Linked DNA regions of Homo sapiens: all the other regions are linked to region 1. The links are chromatin contacts, found by Hi-C or POLR2A ChIA-PET in ENCODE. All regions are on one chromosome and are shown on one strand. Each heading gives the region's core, a stretch centred on a gene start or an enhancer-like site at or near the end of the contact. The rest is flanking DNA. Distances are from core to core; before and after follow the strand shown.

Region 1 (2,700 bases), core at 71-2,570:
GATCTTCCCATATCAGCACATAGTCTGACTTAATTCTTTTTAAAGACTGCAGAGATTGCAGGCGCCAAAATACATCTAACCATTGGGGCAGATTTCATTATGACTATCCTTAACCCACTGTACTTGTCCCGCAAGGTCCAACCTGGTATTGCACAGGACCTCACAGAACGCTGCTGTTTCCTGATCTTTTCTAGTGAGGCAGCTTTGTTTCTTCACATAGGAGACCTCCCTGGAAAGCGAAGTCAAGCAGGTGGATCTAGAGGTTGGCCACCACAGTCAGGAAAGCAGCTGTCTACTGAAAAGCAAACTCTAATTCCTTAACATTAACGAGTACCGGAACTACCACGTGGGAAGTGCAGCCCCCTCTCTCCGCCTCACGGATTCAGCTCGGAGGTGCAGGGGTTTGGTGGGGGGCGGTTAGGGAATGACAGCTGCCCCGTGGAGGACGCCCAGGGCTGGGTCACGAGCTGACAGGAGTCAGCCTTATTCTGTAAATCCTAGTTATCAGGATGCCGGTTTCGCGCCGTGCCCAGTCCCACTCAGCCTTCAGTCTTCCGGCCGGGACCCCGCTGGGCGCTAAGGGGGGAGCGGCGCCACCGCGAGGCCGGAGAGGGGGCTGCGAGGGGCGCCCGGCCGGCCTGCGAACGTGGTGGGAGCCAGGCGGGGCACACGGCCTCCCCTTCCCATGAGGGACTCTCCCCGCCCCCCGGGCTCAGCGCTGGGAGTGGTGAGATGGATGGCGGGGTGATCCGACGCCGCCAGCCCACCGCGTCCCCAAGAGCCGGGGCCTCCGGCTCAGCTAAACGCCCCAGAGTCACGCATGCGCCCCATAAACGTCTGCTGAGTGAACGAAAGCTCCCCATCCACAAGGGGACAGCTCGGCGCTCCCACGCCATGTCCAGGTCGCATTCGACCAGCAGGACTTCCCTTAACGCGCTGCCGGAGTCCCCAAGATCGCGCCCCTGCCAGGAGCGGAACTGTTTATTTCCGTCCGGCTGAAGAGGCGGGGTGGGGATGGCACAAGCCGATTGGTTACGCAAAATGTGGAACCAATTCAGGCCTATGATCCAGGAGACTACAAGTTCCAGAATGCATCCTTCCTCCAGCATAGGGACAGGCCGAGGCTGCGGGGGCGTTGCCTGCTGGGAATTGTAGTCTTCATCTTGTTTGTTGCGCAGGAGGAACTGGAAGGAGGGAGTAAACTATTACCACGTGACGTTCGGGTCAGGTGTTTGGGCCAGCCTCCGCACTCGAGCTTTGATTGGCTGACTCTAATAAGAAGACGCCACTAGGGGCGGGGCGAAGAGGGGCGCAAGCTCATTGCGTTTTGAGTCTCGGGACCCCTGTTGGAGAGACTATGGCGCTCAACAAGAATCACTCGGAGGGCGGCGGAGTGATCGTCAATAACACCGAGAGGTGAAAACACTGCGGAAGGATCCTGGAGGACCAAAGTTCGGGTGTCGAGGAAGTGGGCGGTGGGTGGTGGGTGGTGGGGAATAAGCCCCTGAAGAGGGAGCACTGATGGAGTGAGGTTGGTGGGGAACGGCTGGGGGCGGGGTTGGAGGAAGGTGGGTGGGCCGTGGGGGAGAGCCCGGGAGGTTGTGATCAGCTGGGAGGCGGGGGTGGGACGTCTGCATGGGGACCTGGTATGGGGCCCCCGGTGGGGCCTAGGGGTGATTCTTGAACCCCTTCCCAGACTTGTGATTTCAGTAGCTGGGAGGAGCCCCAAACAAAAATAATTGTCACTTATTGGATGTCTACAACGTTACTACGTGTCAGGCTCTGCGCCTTTTCTACCTTATTTAATAAATTCTGTGCAGTATAATCTACTACTGTCCACATTTCACAGGTAGGGAAAGTGGAGGGCAGAAAGGTTAAGTAACTTGCCCGAGATCGCAACTGTGTAAGTAACAGAGGTGGTAATTCCAGGAAAGGAGTCTTGACTCCAAAGTTAATAGGATTAACCACCAGCATACAGGCTTCCAGTATGTTCCAGAACTGTTCAGGTTCCCGGTAAAAAACTGAGGTCCCAGAGGTGAAATTAAACAGATGACGTTTGTCAGGTGTCTAACAGTTCCTGGCACTGTGTGGGTCCGTAGTCATTCCCTTGCCTCTCTCTTGAATGCCTGTTGGTTTGGGTCACCTCGGAAGGCAGAGCTCTCCTAATTCAAGGTTCTTTCCACTCCATCCTCCCCACCCCTTGCTCATTGCATCCTGTCTCTCCTCCAGTCTCTGCCAAGAGAAGCCTTAAATGGCCTCTGTCTCCTTTTGTTCCTTGGGTATTGAAAATCAGACCAGCCAGCCCTGGGTTGAACTATGCCGACCCTGAATTGCCTCTTGAAGGCAGAAGGAGCTTAGGAGGCACCTGAGTCCCCAAAGGAGACATCGTGGAGTCAGAGCCCTGTACCCAGCTAAGGCCAGCATCCAGCTGCCCTGTGACTTGGGAATGTTTGATGAGTCAGAGGAAAATGCCTAGAGTGACCCAGCATGCTCACTTTCCCTCTATCTTACCCGCTCAGAGTTTCATGGGCCCAGCCTGTTGCTGGTAATTCCTTCTTTTCTCTGAGCAGTACTTCTCTTCTCTTTTTTTTTTTTTTTTTTTTTTTTTTTTAGATGGAGGCTTGCTCTGTCGCCCAGGCTGGAGTGCAGTGGCACGATCTCAGCTCACTGCAACCTCCGCCTCCTGGGTTCAAGCGATTA
Region 2 (2,700 bases), core at 63-2,562, 530 kb after region 1:
CAGGGTGAGATGGGATCATTTTTAGTTAAGAATAGCTCCTCAGTGTGCATTCCTGTAGGAAAGGGGAGGCGCCCCTCAACATGCGGGCGCCCTTCAGGGATTGCCGCTGGGGCTTCTGTGCTCCTTACTGAAAATGTTACCCTCCATTCACACTAAAGAGTTCTTTTTTCTGGCCCAGCATAGTAGCTCACACCTATAATCCCAGCACTTTGGGAGGCCGAGGCAGGCAGATCTCTTGAGGTCAGGTGTTTGAGACTAGCCTGGCCAACATGGTGAAACCCTGTCGCTACTAAAAATACAAAAATTAGCTGGATGTGGTGGCGCACACCTGCAGTCCCAGCTACTCGGGAAGCTGAGATGGAAAAATTGCTTGAACCCAGGAGGTGGAGATTGTAGTGAGCTGAGATTGCACCACTGCACTCCAACCTGGGCGACAGAGGGAGACTTCATTTCAAAAAAAAAAAAAAAAAAAAAAAAAGATTTGTTGTTTCAAATACAAGGTTTTTGCTTTTCCAGAGGCAGTGTGTAGCCAGCTTGCCAGCCTCTCTAGGGAGATGGTCTTTAACACACCCACCCAAAGATCCTGTCCCTGGAAGCAAATTATGAGGAAAACTATGCTTGTGAGGGAATGGGGTCGGCACCCGTTCCTGTCCCTCGAGCCCTGGTCGTAAGTTACGGTTAGAGCCCCTTATGTTATTCGAGCTCCAGAACTTTAGGCTTTAATACCTTAAGGGTGTCGTAGAAGGGATTTGCGATTCTGGGCCCACGGCCTAAACACAGATGGCTGTTTCTGAAGAACTTTCTCCTCCAAGCACTGCCTGCCCTCTACTTGATAATACGGCACAGTTGGCCACCCTCCTCTGGGAGACATACTCTAATATTTTCTGAGCACTGGGAAATATCACACTAAACCCGCTTGGCCTGTAAACTTAGAATAGGTAAGAATAAACGGGGGGTTGGGAGATGGGAGGTGAGTTTAAGAAACATGGAGAATTTGGCACGCATTCGTTTCCCCCTGGAACCCATCTGGCCTCGGAGGTGGCCAGTCACAGACCAGGAATGCAATGTGGGTTTTTCCTGCTCCTGTTTTGCAGCAGCCGACATACGTCCAGGCCCTCTTTGACTTTGATCCCCAGGAGGATGGAGAGCTGGGCTTCCGCCGGGGAGATTTTATCCATGTCATGGATAACTCAGACCCCAACTGGTGGAAAGGAGCTTGCCACGGGCAGACCGGCATGTTTCCCCGCAATTATGTCACCCCCGTGAACCGGAACGTCTAAGAGTCAAGAAGCAATTATTTAAAGAAAGTGAAAAATGTAAAACACATACAAAAGAATTAAACCCACAAGCTGCCTCTGACAGCAGCCTGTGAGGGAGTGCAGAACACCTGGCCGGGTCACCCTGTGACCCTCTCACTTTGGTTGGAACTTTAGGGGGTGGGAGGGGGCGTTGGATTTAAAAATGCCAAAACTTACCTATAAATTAAGAAGAGTTTTTATTACAAATTTTCACTGCTGCTCCTCTTTCCCCTCCTTTGTCTTTTTTTTCATCCTTTTTTCTCTTCTGTCCATCAGTGCATGACGTTTAAGGCCACGTATAGTCCTAGCTGACGCCAATAATAAAAAACAAGAAACCAAGTGGGCTGGTATTCTCTCTATGCAAAATGTCTGTTTTAGTTGGAATGACTGAAAGAAGAACAGCTGTTCCTGTGTTCTTCGTATATACACACAAAAAGGAGCGGGCAGGGCCGCTCGATGCCTTTGCTGTTTAGCTTCCTCCAGAGGAGGGGACTTGTAGGAATCTGCCTTCCAGCCCAGACCCCCAGTGTATTTTGTCCAAGTTCACAGTAGAGTAGGGTAGAAGGAAAGCATGTCTCTGCTTCCATGGCTTCCTGAGAAAGCCCACCTGGGCTGGGCGCGGTGGCTCACGCCTGTAATCCCAGCACTTTGGGAGGCCAAGGTGGGCGGATCACAAGGTCAGGAGTTCGAGACCAACCTAGCCAACATGGTGAAACCCCGTCTCTACTAAAAATAAGAAATTAGCCGGGTGTGGCACGCACCTGTAGTCCCAGCTACTTGGGAGCCTGAGGCAGGAGAATCGCTTGAACCTGGGAAGTGGAGGTTGAGTGAGCCGGGACCGTGCCATTGTACTCCAGCCTGGGTGACAGAGCGAGATTCCGTCTCAAAAAAAAAAAAAAAAAGCCCACCTGAAAGCCTGTCTCTTTCCACTTTGTTGGCCCTTCCAGTGGGATTATCGAGCATGTTGTTTTTTCATAGTGCCTTTTTCCTTATTTCAAGGGTTGCTTCTGAGTGGTGTTTTTTTTTTTTTTTTAATTTGTTTTGTTTTAAAATAAGTTAAAGGCAGTCCAGAGCTTTTCAGCCAATTTGTCTCCTACTCTGTGTAAATATTTTTCCCTCCGGGCAGGGGAGCCAGGGTAGAGCAAAGGAGACAAAGCAGGAGTGGAAGGTGAGGCGTTCTCCTGCTTGTACTAAGCCAGGAGGCTTTAAGCTCCAGCTTTAAGGGTTGTGAGCCCCTTGGGGGTTCAGGGAACTGCTTGCCCAGGGTGCAGTGTGAGTGTGATGGGCCACCGGGGCAAGAGGGAAGGTGACCGCCCAGCTCTCCCACATCCCACTGGATCTGGCTTACAGGGGGGTCGGAAGCCTGTCCTCACCGTCTCGGGGGTTGTGGCCCCCGCCCCCT
Region 3 (2,700 bases), core at 9-2,508, 840 kb after region 1:
TTCAAGCTCTCCAATAGGTCTCCCTTGCGTTCAGAGGAAAGGCTGGAGGCCATTAAGTCCTAGTAACAGGCCTTTCCCCAGCCATCCCTCTCTTTGGCTTTGTCTCCTGACCCCTGCTGAGCCACACCTGGGGATTGCTACTGCCTTCAGGTTATTGCACTTTCTCTTCCCTCTGCCTAGGATGCTCATCCGCCCCCTATTCTCATGACTTGCTGTCTGGCTTCTTCCAGGTCGTTATTCAAATGCCACCTCATTGACAGCGTTCCTAGACAATCCTACTTAAAATTGCAACCCTACTTCCTACCTCTGGCACTACTTCTTCCTTCTTGGCTTTATTTTCTGCAAAGTACTACCTCACACATTCTATATTAGTCATTTACTTACTGCTTGTCTCCCTCCACTAGAACATAAGCTCCACAAGCTTTAGAATTTCAATTTTGTTTGCTACTCCATCCCCTAGCCTAGCACAGCTTTTGTTGAGTGAGTGAGTGAATTAATGAACAAATGAATGGATATTCTTTTCCAGTCCTGTAAGTGGAAGCTCAATGGGTTTGGGTGGGTCTTATCTCTCTTGCTCCGGGGCTTGATTCAATGCCTGCACACAGCTGGCTAAATAAATGCATCCTGAAGGAACGACAGAGAAGCTGTTTTATTCGCGCGTCCTGGGGTTACTAGAGACAATGGACACTGTAACGTCCCAAAGGGTAGCAAACAACTTGGCAGCCTCTTGCCTTTATTGTCCGCCTTGGAGGGCCAGAATGCCCGTATTTCCCCTTGGGACTGGAATTTGGTCTTGAGGGCCAAGGACACGAACGTAGAAAAGCTGGCAGCCTTGAAAGAAGCATACCCAGCCGGCCTTCCGGGCTCCTGCACATCTCGCGCTACAGCGAGCACCCCACTCCCGGCCAGGTTAGCGCAGACAGCCAGCCCCCTCCCGCGGCGACCATCACGTAGCCCCCCGACGTAGCTCCACATCCGGCCAATGGGCCTGGGGTTCCTAACGTCACCCAGCAGCCTGACAAAACGCCCCTTCCGTCCAGTCCTTCCCGGCTCACCGGGACCCTCCAGGCGGTGTCCGAGCCCTGAGATTCGGGGTAGAGCTTGTCCAGGCTGTAGATGCTCTTGAACTCAGTGCCGTCTTTCTGCTTGTGCAGCGCCCGGCGTGGGCACCGTGCGGGCGGTGGGAGCAGCCAGACTCCGGCTCGGCTCAGGCCCCAGCGCAGGCACCTGGTGGCCGCCATGCTCAGGTCTTGCGACTGCTTCCGGCGGGCGCTTCCTCCCCGCGGTCCGCAAACTCGAGCCGCCCTCGAGCTTTGGTTCCGCGCAGTTTCTAGGTCCCGCCGAGGGGAGGCGGCAAACTGGGGTCCCGCCGATGCTTTCTGGCCGGCCGCCTCCGGGAGGCCTGGTTGGCTGGGGAAGACGGTGGCCAGAGAGCGAGCTGCTACCGGAAGAGTGCCCCGATCTTGTGGCCCCCAGAAACACCACTTCTCTCCTTTCAGAGTCCGTGCCCTCCGCCTGGACCGCCCACTGCCCAATTCAAACAGCAGCGAGGCCTGCCCGGCCAGCCTGGGGCATCTCCCGCCCCGCGCTTCCCAGCCCCTTTACTCTGCTCTAATTTATCTTTTTTCTCTTCCTTTACAAAAATCACTCAGTCCTAATTGTCTAATTGCTGTCTCCTAGCCGGAATGTGAGCTCCAGGAGGGCACCGGCTCACTGGTATATCCCCAGCACCCAGAACATGGCACATCGTGGGCACCCCATGAGTACTGATAAAATGAATTCTGTAGGAATGTACTTTTGAAAGTTGGGTTCTGGTAGAGCTGAGTTTTAGGAACGCCAGGCTCTTTTTACAAGGCAGCCTATGAGCAAATTCCCCGCTGAGCACGTGTGTGTACTGGCTTATACCCAGCAGCTCTGCAGGACAAATACCAGATGGGAGGAGAAGGCAGGCCACCGAAAGAAATGTTTGCAAAACCTGGAACATCGTCCCCCGCCCTTCAGCTTTATGGAGCAAGATGATGCTTTCTTCCAGCCAGGAGAGAGGGGGTCCCTCGGGAGGTAGGGAGAGAATTCAGAGAACTGCCAGCTAACTAGAACCCTTTCATAGCGCTGGTAAGGGATGAACTACAGACAAGTTCCAATTCTGAAAAAGGTTCACAGTAGAGCAAGCAGTGTTTGAAAACAGCTAAACCTTAGTTAAGTTACTGTGTTGAGAGGCTATGTGGTAAATGGAAACAAAGCTAAATAAATGTTCATAATTATTAGTAATGCTAGCGATTGTTTCTTAATGAAGAGTTCTATTTTTAGGAACAAGCATAATTATCTAGAAAAATGTGCCCCCGGGGATGCTGGCTGATTGAAACAGGAGATTGTCATCACACCAAGCTTTTACCATCTCCGCATTATGGCTACAGCAAATCTTTAAGAAGGAATAAACCACTTTCTAAGCACTGGCTTTATAAGCTCAGACTAGAAAGGGGTGACAATTGACATATCTCGGGCTCTATCTCGGGTTGGGAGGAGAGTCTCCTGGGTCCCGCGCTGTTTGACTTAGTCCCAAGACCTCAAAGGGAATAGACGCATCTCTATGGCAACTGGAATAAGCTGCTCAGAGGAGCAAAACCAGGCATTCACTCAGGTCGGGGGCTAAGGGGTTATGAGTAATAAAGTCAGAACCTTTCCATGACATCATTGCTCTGA
Region 4 (2,700 bases), core at 200-2,699, 730 kb before region 1:
GACCCTGACTTGGTAGGAGTACTGAGACTGGATGGACTGAATGGCCATTCCTGACCACAGGCCCAGGCCCTGGGAGGTTTTCGGGAAGCCTTGCAATCAGACAGGTACCTGTTGCTGCACCCAGACTTCCTCGGATACATGAAGAACAGATTAGAGCCAAAGGCCCGTGACACGGTAGCCTAGGTCCCTCTCATCCTTGCAGCCTGCTGACAGTTGGGAGTCTGGGGCATGTCACAGCCTGCCGCATGTCACAGCTTGCCGAACAGTGGCCACTGAAGCACACCCATCTCATCCATCACTCACTGCCAGGGAGTGTTCCACTTAGAGAGCACGGGTGCTGAGCTTCCCAGCCCTTTCTGATGCTGGAGCCTGCTAGACCAGGGGTCCCCAATCCCAAGCCTGGTCCGAGACCTGTTAGGAACAGGGCATCGCAGCAGGAGGTGAGTGGAGGGGGAAGGAGCATTACCGCCTGAGCTCCGCCTCCTTCAGATCAGCCTCGGCATTAGAGTCTCAAAGGAGTGCGAACCCTTTTGTGAAATGCGCATGCCAGGGATCTAGGTTGCGGGCTCCTTATGAGAGCATCTTAACTCATGCCTGATGATCTGAGGTGGAACAGTTTCATCCCCAACCCCCCCACCCCCACCCCCCTCCGTGGAAAAATTGTCTTCCAGGAAACCAGTCCCTGGTGCCAATAAGTTTGGGAACCCGTTGTGCTGAACATTTCAGGTGGTCTCTCTGACTGGCCTCGTTCTGTGAAAGGAACTCAATGCGATTGAGGGGACTGGCCACCCTGGATGGTTACCAAATAAGCGCTGACAGCCTTAGCTCCCCCACGAAACCCATCACGGCAAGCTCCCCACCTCACCCCCTTTTCCCCCCTCTACCGCCAGCCCAGAGACTGAGCTGTCGGGTTTTGCTCCTCCACCCTGCCCGCCCCCTCCCAGCTGTCCTGGCGTCCGCAGACTGACAGATCTGAGGGTCCTTTGGAGGGAGCCGGGCACATCTCCTCCCGGCCGCCGCCCACCCGCCACAGAGTCTAGAGGCCGAGTGCCGGGCCCGCAGAGGGCAGAGCGCAGCCAGCGCAGCAGGTGGCGGCGTCTACCCGCGCCTAGCTAGCCCCGGACGGCGCGAGGAAAGCGCCCTGCCCAACCCGAGACTGGCGGCCTCCCGGGGCTGGGCTCTGGAGAGAGCGCAGTGGCAGGAGTGGCCGCTGCCGAAGTCCCCCGGGCAGGGGGCAGGGCCAAAGGAGCGCGCGCTCTGGGCGCCGGGACGACACTCCAGCCCCGGGGGACCCGCCGCCCAGCTCCCGAGGGTGCGGCAGCCTCTGGCCACTCAGCCGGGGCCGAGAGGGAGCTGCCGGGCGGGCAGGCGCCGCAGGCACCCGGCGGGCAGGGCGGGGCAGGGCAAGACGGCCGCCTCCGCAAGTGCCACCCGGCCCACCCGGTTCTCTCCCTTCTGCCTGGGACGTCAGCGGACGGGGCGCTCGCGGGCCGGGGCTGTATGGGGCTCCCGCGCGGGTCGTTCTTCTGGCTGCTGCTCCTGCTCACGGCTGCCTGCTCGGGGCTCCTCTTTGCCCTGTACTTCTCGGCGGTGCAGCGGTACCCGGGGCCAGCGGCCGGAGCCAGGTAGGGGCTGCCGAGCGCAGAGCGGGAGGGCGCAGGGGCGACCAGGGCGCGGGGAGGGTCCCCAGCCCAGGGCTCCCCGGCGGCCCGCAGCCCTCAGCCCAACCTCCGCGTGGACCCCTCTGGGGCAGCTCTCAGCGAGGACTCGGCCGCGGCCCTTTGTCGCCAGAACCCTCTCCCAGCCTTGACCTCGCGCTGCCCGGACCCCGCGGCCTTTGCCTGGGTCCAAGGAAGACCTCGCCCCTGTGCACTGGCGACCCGCCCCGGTGCCCCTTGTTGGTGAAGTCCTCCCCGGCCTGATAAGTACACTTTCTATTGTCGAAATCTGGCTGGGTCCCCGAAGCAGATAAAAACTTCCTTTTTTGTCGGGAACTCTCCCTCGGTAACGTCAGATTCTGCTTTTTGGGCAGGGGCCCAAGTCTCCGGTTTCCAACTTCGCGGGGACCCTCCGTCGGGCCGCGGCCAGTCGCCTTTCCCGCCCGCTGCGGTCTCTGTCCGCCCCGCGCCCGCTCCCTTCTCCCCGGCTTCCGCTCGCCGTGTCTGGATAAGCCCAGTGCGGGCGCGATCCGCGAAGAGGCGGGCGCCCGAGGGAAAGAGGGGTGACTCCTGGCTCCATCCGCGTTCTCCTCCCCGCGCCGCGTCCTGCGCTCCACTCCCTCCTCCTCCCTAGGCACTTTCCTGGGTGTCCCACGAGGAGAACCTGGGAGCCGGCCTCTAGCAGGTGGTGGTTCCGGTGACTGAAGAAGCCGCAAAACGATTTCGCTTAGCTTAAGAAAGGCGGACCAAGCCGTGCGAAGTCTGGGTTTGGGAGGAGGGAAGGGCCCGGCAGCCTCAGGGAGAGGCCTCCAGCCCCAGCCTTTCCCTTCCTGGAGCTTTTCCATCTGCGCACCCCCTACCAACCTTGCTGGGGGGCTAACGGGATGAAAACAAAATAAGTATCTGGTCTCCACAGATGCTGTCAAAGGATACACCAAAAGTTGCAGAACAATGTGAAACAGCTTGCCAGTGATCAGGAGTCCAGCACTCTTAGAACAAAGGGTGCTTGCCCCGCCACGGTGACTTAACGCCTGTAGTCCCA
Region 5 (2,700 bases), core at 62-2,561, 700 kb before region 1:
TTCAAGTCTATGAAAGTACTAAAAATCTCACCATTTACAGAAATTTCATCATGAAGATCCTTACACTTAACACCTTAAGGTGATGAGTTTTCACATGACTGTTTTCAAGGCCACAGCCACCACCTTTAATCTAAAAGAGAAGGATAACAGGCTTCATTCTAACAGAAACCACCTTAAGGTTTATTCTCCAGATTTGTATTAAACAGCTGAGCCTCAGCAAGTCAGACCTCCTCACAAAAGATACCATTTCAGACAGGGATAACTTTAAATCATCCTCAGCTCAGCCAATAACAAAGATTCCTAAATCCTAGCGATCCAAAATTCATTTGCCATGTCTCTTTCATCCCTGCATGCCCTAACGAGGATCCACGCTGGTTACAATGACACCTAGTGGCCCCAAATCACACGGGCAAAGACGCTACTCATTTTTATCATTAAAATAATTAGCATTCTGAATTTTGAGTAATTTCTTACCATAGCTGGCTTGTATGTCAACACGTATTCTCATACTTGAACTTCAGAATAAAGCAGGAGGTGAATGTATGTGATGGCACCAACTGTGCTTTCTCATTTCTAGTGACCACTCAGGCCCTGCCTGCACCCACTCTTACTCATGTTAAGGGCTCCATCTATTACTCTGATCCTTCAACCTGGAGCTCTGCTTTTCACCGTCTCTGCAGATGCCAAACAAAGAAAGGCCTCTGGGGGAGGAAAAAAGGCTCGTTGTTAAAACTACGGCTTTCCAGAAGTTTACAATCCTATTGACTCCTATCTGTAAAGCTAAATATGAACTACCGATTGGGGCCGTCCTCAAGACACTCCAAGCGGAATCACGTCTTCACACGTTAACACTCCTGATGCTGAATTAAGAACCACCATCGTCAGAGTCTGCCCGTGCGCGGGCACCGAAGACCCCTGGGCATGACGCTCAGCACACGCGCGGCGGAGGCGCACGGGGCTGCCCAGGTTGTTAGGCGCTCTCCCCCGCAGAAGCCGGCCCTATGACGCCGAGGACGGGCTTGAGCTCTCTCCCTTCACATAGTAACATTTTCTCAACGTTTGGAAAGCATTTTCTCATCCAGTACTTTTAACCCTCCTAACCACCCTATGAGGGAGAAACCGAGATTATCGTCACCACTTCGTCTCTGAGGAAGGGAAGCCAAGTATGTTAGTGTCGTGTCAAGGAAGACCCCGTTTTCCCACCCAGGCAGCCTTACCATCATCACTAAAGGCCTGAGACTGCTCGCCGTGCTCAACACCGACTGGAGTGGCCATGTCTTCCAGCCACGCGGCCGACCTCGAAAAGAACGCGAGACCGCCCCTGCGCGCAAGTCTTCTCGGCAATCTCTCCGGAACTCTCGCGATGTTGAGAAAGGGCTGGTGGGAAATGTAGTTCAAAACTACGGCGGCTGGGGGCTGGCCGCGTCCTCAGCGCGACCCTGGAGCTGGGGGTAAGATGGTGGCCGCCACCAGGGGCAGTGGAGGGTCCGGAGTGGGAAACCAGGCCTGTGAAGAACCACGGCTGTCAGAAAACGAAGCTGGAGGTTCACTTCTGCCAGAAAGTCATTGAGCTTCAACACAGTTTGTCCCTGGTCGAGACTGGGGAAGCACAGAAAGTTCGAGGGGGCAGGGACAGATGAGGAAACCGGGGCTTGGCCGAGTATCTTTGTTAATTGCTCTGCGGATTTTATTTGGGGGAGGATAGGGGCATTTGGGGTGGTTCGCTGGGTTAGTGAAGAGGAGAGATTCCGAGGGAATCGTTCAACCTCCTGCTCAGGTGTTTTTAAGTTTGGGGCGAGGCCGGTGAAGCCGAGGCGCGGGCGGCAAGGAGCGCTGGAGAGCGACGGGGCTCGGCCTCCGCGGCTGCCCAGGGGCCCGGGGCATTCCGAGAAGAGAAAAAAAGGCAAGTGTCACGAGCTGAATTACGAAAAGAACGGAGAATGATGTAACACCCACTGCTCTTCTGAGTGTTATTTTTCAGGCAAACACCTTGGCTTCATTTTTTTTTGTTTCTGGGTTTTTTTGGTTTGTTTTTGAGATAAGGTTTCACCCTGGCACGCAGGCTGGAGTGCAGTGGTGCAATCATAACTTATTGTAGCCTGGACCTCCCGGGCTCAAGTGATCCTCCCGCCTCAGCCTCCTGAGTGGCCGGGACGACAGGCGAGCGCCACCACGCCCAGCTGATTATTTTTATTTTGCAGAGATGAGGTCTCACTATGTTGCCCGGGTTGGTCTCAAACTCCTGGCCTCAAGCAGTCCTCCTGTTTTGGCCTCCCAAAGTGCTGGGATTACAAAGGTGAGCCACTGCGCCCGGTCTGGCTTCGTTTTTGAAATAAAAATAAGGCAAAAACGACATCAACAATCAGGGCCAGAATTTGCACCTATTTGAAAGCTAGTTTAAGTTTGCAAGACCGAGAGCCTTTTCTCCATTCCAGTCTCCCTGTTCTCATCCACCCATTAACAGTGATCTCTGTGGCCTTCGGTGTGGGTTATATTGTCCTGCAGATGGTAATATGTTGCAGATACTTATCTTCAAATTACCACATTTGCTTATGTTTACCTCCTTTCATTTGATTGTAAGCTCTTCAAGAGCAGAAGTCTCTTTTTATTATTATTATTATTTTTTTTTTTTTTTTTTTTTGAGATGGACTTTTGCTCTTGTTGCCCAGGCTGGAATGCAATGGCACGATCTCGGCTCAC
Region 6 (2,700 bases), core at 69-2,568, 780 kb after region 1:
GGCTGCTGCTACCCACTTGGGTCATGCACTCACCTTTTCAGCATTTCCTGACCTGAGCGCTCCTCTGCAGAAGCCTGTGGCCACTGGTGCCAGGAGGAAGACTGTGGGGTGGGGAGGCAAGATGTGGATTTTGGGTAAAAGGTCTTTTAATAAGGGGCAAAGAATTCGAGCTCATTCCTTACTTCACAGGGGCAGCAGCCTGTGGGGAATGAGTCACTGGGCTCAGAGCTGAGCGAAGGCTCCAGGGAGAAAGGCTACCACGAGGCTGTAGCCAGGGCTTCCTCAGAGGAGCCCCCCCGCCCCCACCAACCTTCAGAGAACACTCTGCTCCCCCTGTGCCCTCCTGGCTCCAAAATGACCACCTTGAAGGAAAAACCGGGTCACTAATTTTTCCCGGAACAGGCCAGGTGGAGACGGAATTCAGGAACACCCCTGGGGCACCGCGTGGGCTGGTTCTGGAATTCGTTGCCCTTGGGATTTTTTTCTTCAGTGATTTGTATCAGTTCCTCTTCAGAGCCAATCATTAACCTCGCTGAGAACCCTTGCTTGAGAAGCCACAGGAACAAGTGGCTGGTTGAGGCTGGAAATGTGGAGGTGGCTCCATGGTGCACCCAAATCTTCCGCTTCCCCAGACAGAGGAGCTGAGTTCTCAGTCATGGCCTGGCCAGGGTCCCCTGGCAGGGTCTCGGCCTGGATTCAGCCTCTGGTCGCATGGCAGAGGCCTGGATATGGACGTAGCCCCTCTGCTGTGAGCAGTGCTACCTTCTGGGAGCTGAGTGGGTTGGTGATGGCTGGGGATGGGGGAGCAGCTTTCAGCAGCACTCAGCAGGGTGGAGGGGGTTTAAGGTTTACTCACCCGCGATAGTGTCACACCCCCTCTGGGCTGTAAAACACCAGCTGAGTGAGCAGCTCTGCTCTGGGCAGCAGCCCCACCCCTGCCTGGGCTTGGGTCCCCAGCCCAACATTTTTGGATCTGAGGTAGGCCTGGGCTCCTCCAGTTTAACCTCTCAGGCGACAATGAAGCCACTCAGACAGCCCACCCGTACCCCAATCCAGCTGGCGCCACCTCTCAGTCTGACCACCTGGCCCAAACCTTGCCCCCTCTCAGACGACAAGGCCTTTGGCACAGGCCCCAGTGCCAAGCGGCCAAGACCAGCCTGGAGAACCAAGGCCAGAGGACGCTGCTGGGATGGGGTTTGGGAGTGGGCTGTGCACCGCAGTCAGGAATCCCCCACCCACAAGGCCACGGGACTGTCCCCAGTGCCTGGGGGAACTCTAGCCGGATTAGAGCCCTCCTGTGGCTGTGGCGAGAAAGGGTCGCCTGCGTTTTGGGAGGTGGGATGGCGCAGGGCCGGGAACCGTCCTGGCGCGCCAGCCAGCGCTTAGATAAGTCCAGGTTTATTTATGGGGTGCTGTCACGGGCGGCGCGGGCTCCGGGCGCCGCTTGAGCGTGGCCGAGGCGCCGCTGCTGACCATGACCGCGGGGTAGAGCGGCTCGAGGAAGGCTGCCAGGAAGCGGTAGAAGAGGCTGGCGCCACCCGCCAGGCCGTAGAAGGACAAGCCGCCGGCGTCGCAGTCGAGCGCCACGCCCAGCGTGCGGTGGTAGGCGCCGTGCAGCACGGTCTGCGCGTTGTCGTCCCACTCCAGGCACCACGAGAAGGGGTTGCGGCCCAGCAGGTAGACCACGCTGCGGCTCGGGCGGCCGCCGAGCGGGGAGCTGCGGGGGTAGGTGACGCCCAGGCACACCCACGAGTTGGACACCTCCACCTCCCGTCCTAGTGGCGGCCCTCGGACAGGCCGCGCGAGCACAGCATCTGCGGTCACTGCTTGAAGCCCGGGAAGGGGCCGCCCCCTGTCAGGGGCTCCAGGAGGATCCCCAGGTTCAGCACCCAGCGGGTCTCCTAGAGCTGGAACAGCTCGTCGCCGGCGGTGGCGGGGTCAAAGTTCAGGTTGCAGTAACCTGGCGGGTGGAGGTGGGGAAGCAGGGTCAGCAGCCTCCAGGGCAGGACGCTGGCTTGCAAGGCATTTGCATACAAGTCAGGGGATGCTTCCACCCACGCTCCTGTCCCCAAACTCAGCCCGCTGCTCAGACACAGCCTGGAGGGTGAGTGGGTGCTGCCCCAGGTCGCCCTCCTCCCCCGCCATCAGACCCTAACATCGTCTCCCTTTGTATTTGTTCAGGCACACAAGACTGAGTGGGGGCCCAGCGAGGTGGCTCACGCCTGTAATCCCAGCACTTTGGGAGGCCAAGGCGGACGGATCACTTGAGGTCATGAATTCAAGACCAGCCTGACCAACATGGTGAAACTCCATCTCTAATAAAAATACAAAAAAATTGGCAAGACATGGTGGCAGGCACCTGTAGTCCCAGCTACTCGGGAGGCTGAGGCAGGAGAATCACTTGTACCCAGGAGGGGGAGGTTGCAGTGAGCCGAGATGGCGCCATTCCACTCCAGCCTGGGAGACAGAGCGAGAGTCTGTCTCAAAAAAAAAAAAAAAAAAAAAAGGCCAGGCGCGGTGGCTCACGCCTGTAATCCTGTAATCCCAGAACTTTGAGAGCTGGTTAAAGAAGCTGAGGCCCATGTCCAGCAGCCGCATCCAGAGCTCAGCCAGGGTCTCTGGCAGCTGGGGGAAGCTCTGCGTTTCCTCACAGTTGATGCCCATCAGGGGTTCCATGCAGGCTGAGAACTGCTTCAGTCG

What was found. A loop is a pair of places that touch in the nucleus more often than their neighbours do. ChIA-PET counts read pairs that join two places held with the same protein, here RNA polymerase II (POLR2A). Pooled maps may share reads with other maps.
Region 2: a pooled map shows a loop between it and region 1 (2.7-fold over the local background). The contact joins the enhancer-like site here to the promoter of WBP2 in region 1. A Hi-C loop is called at or near these places in 1 of 50 pooled maps. POLR2A ChIA-PET finds 5 or more read pairs at or near these places in 2 of 52 experiments (HEK293 and activated T-cell).
Region 3: a loop to region 1 is called in a pooled map, with 6 times the contacts of the local background. The contact joins the promoter of MRPL58 here to the promoter of WBP2 in region 1. A Hi-C loop is called at or near these places in 2 of 50 pooled maps. POLR2A ChIA-PET finds 5 or more read pairs at or near these places in 2 of 52 experiments (A549 and activated B cell).
Region 4: POLR2A ChIA-PET joins it to region 1 with 12 read pairs in WTC11. The contact joins the promoter of ST6GALNAC2 here to the promoter of WBP2 in region 1. POLR2A ChIA-PET finds 5 or more read pairs at or near these places in 2 of 52 experiments (CD4-positive, alpha-beta T cell and WTC11).
Region 5: a pooled map shows a loop between it and region 1 (18-fold over the local background). The contact joins the promoter of SNHG16 here to the promoter of WBP2 in region 1. A Hi-C loop is called at or near these places in 1 of 37 single-sample maps with no recorded cell type and 9 of 50 pooled maps. POLR2A ChIA-PET finds 5 or more read pairs at or near these places in 4 of 52 experiments (B cell, RWPE1, activated B cell and 1 more).
Region 6: a pooled map shows a loop between it and region 1 (4-fold over the local background). The contact joins the enhancer-like site here to the promoter of WBP2 in region 1. A Hi-C loop is called at or near these places in 1 of 50 pooled maps. POLR2A ChIA-PET finds 5 or more read pairs at or near these places in 4 of 52 experiments (B cell, Panc1, activated CD4-positive, alpha-beta T cell and 1 more).

What each region holds. Positions count from the first base shown.
Region 1 is chr17:75,853,955-75,856,654 of GRCh38, reverse strand. WBP2 (WW domain binding protein 2) reads left to right here and starts at 1,320. Exons shown (of 8, transcript NM_012478.4): 1 at 1,320-1,416. The coding sequence starts at 1,358. RefSeq lists enhancers at 1-496, 1,105-1,234 and a silencer at 565-734.
Region 2 is chr17:75,318,948-75,321,647 of GRCh38, reverse strand. It overlaps GRB2 (growth factor receptor bound protein 2), which reads left to right. Exons shown (of 6, transcript NM_002086.5): 6 at 1,095-2,700. The coding sequence ends at 1,280. Among named protein-coding and RNA genes, the nearest start is that of SLC25A19, 31 kb to the right of the region's middle. RefSeq lists enhancers at 646-1,845, 1,756-1,895. Within about 2 kb of position 1,312, at least 4 of the 41 ENCODE cell types and tissues checked have a DNase peak (open chromatin) inside an H3K27ac peak, as active enhancers do.
Region 3 is chr17:75,011,228-75,013,927 of GRCh38, reverse strand. It overlaps MRPL58 (mitochondrial ribosomal protein L58), which reads right to left and starts at 1,258. Exons shown (of 6, transcript NM_001545.3): 1 at 1,056-1,258. The coding sequence starts at 1,241. RefSeq lists enhancers at 248-930, 951-1,030, 1,081-1,390, 931-1,614, 1,481-1,630 and a silencer at 1,283-1,465.
Region 4 is chr17:76,584,609-76,587,308 of GRCh38, reverse strand. It overlaps ST6GALNAC2 (ST6 N-acetylgalactosaminide alpha-2,6-sialyltransferase 2), which reads left to right and starts at 1,449. Exons shown (of 9, transcript NM_006456.3): 1 at 1,449-1,625. The coding sequence starts at 1,501. RefSeq lists enhancers at 1-462, 463-1,144 and silencers at 1,013-1,302, 1,353-1,692.
Region 5 is chr17:76,556,375-76,559,074 of GRCh38, reverse strand. It overlaps SNHG16 (small nucleolar RNA host gene 16), which reads right to left and starts at 1,311. Exons shown (of 3, transcript NR_038111.1): 1 at 1,218-1,311. SNORD1C (small nucleolar RNA, C/D box 1C) reads right to left here and starts at 285; the gene lies at 206-285. RefSeq lists enhancers at 89-890, 1,231-1,490, 891-1,691, 2,181-2,280.
Region 6 is chr17:75,076,454-75,079,153 of GRCh38, reverse strand. It overlaps the pseudogene TRIM80P. Among named protein-coding and RNA genes, the nearest start is that of SLC16A5, 10 kb to the left of the region's middle. RefSeq lists enhancers at 1-721, 579-808. Within about 2 kb of position 1,318, at least 36 of the 41 ENCODE cell types and tissues checked have a DNase peak (open chromatin) inside an H3K27ac peak, as active enhancers do; they include B cell, where a contact is called at or near this core.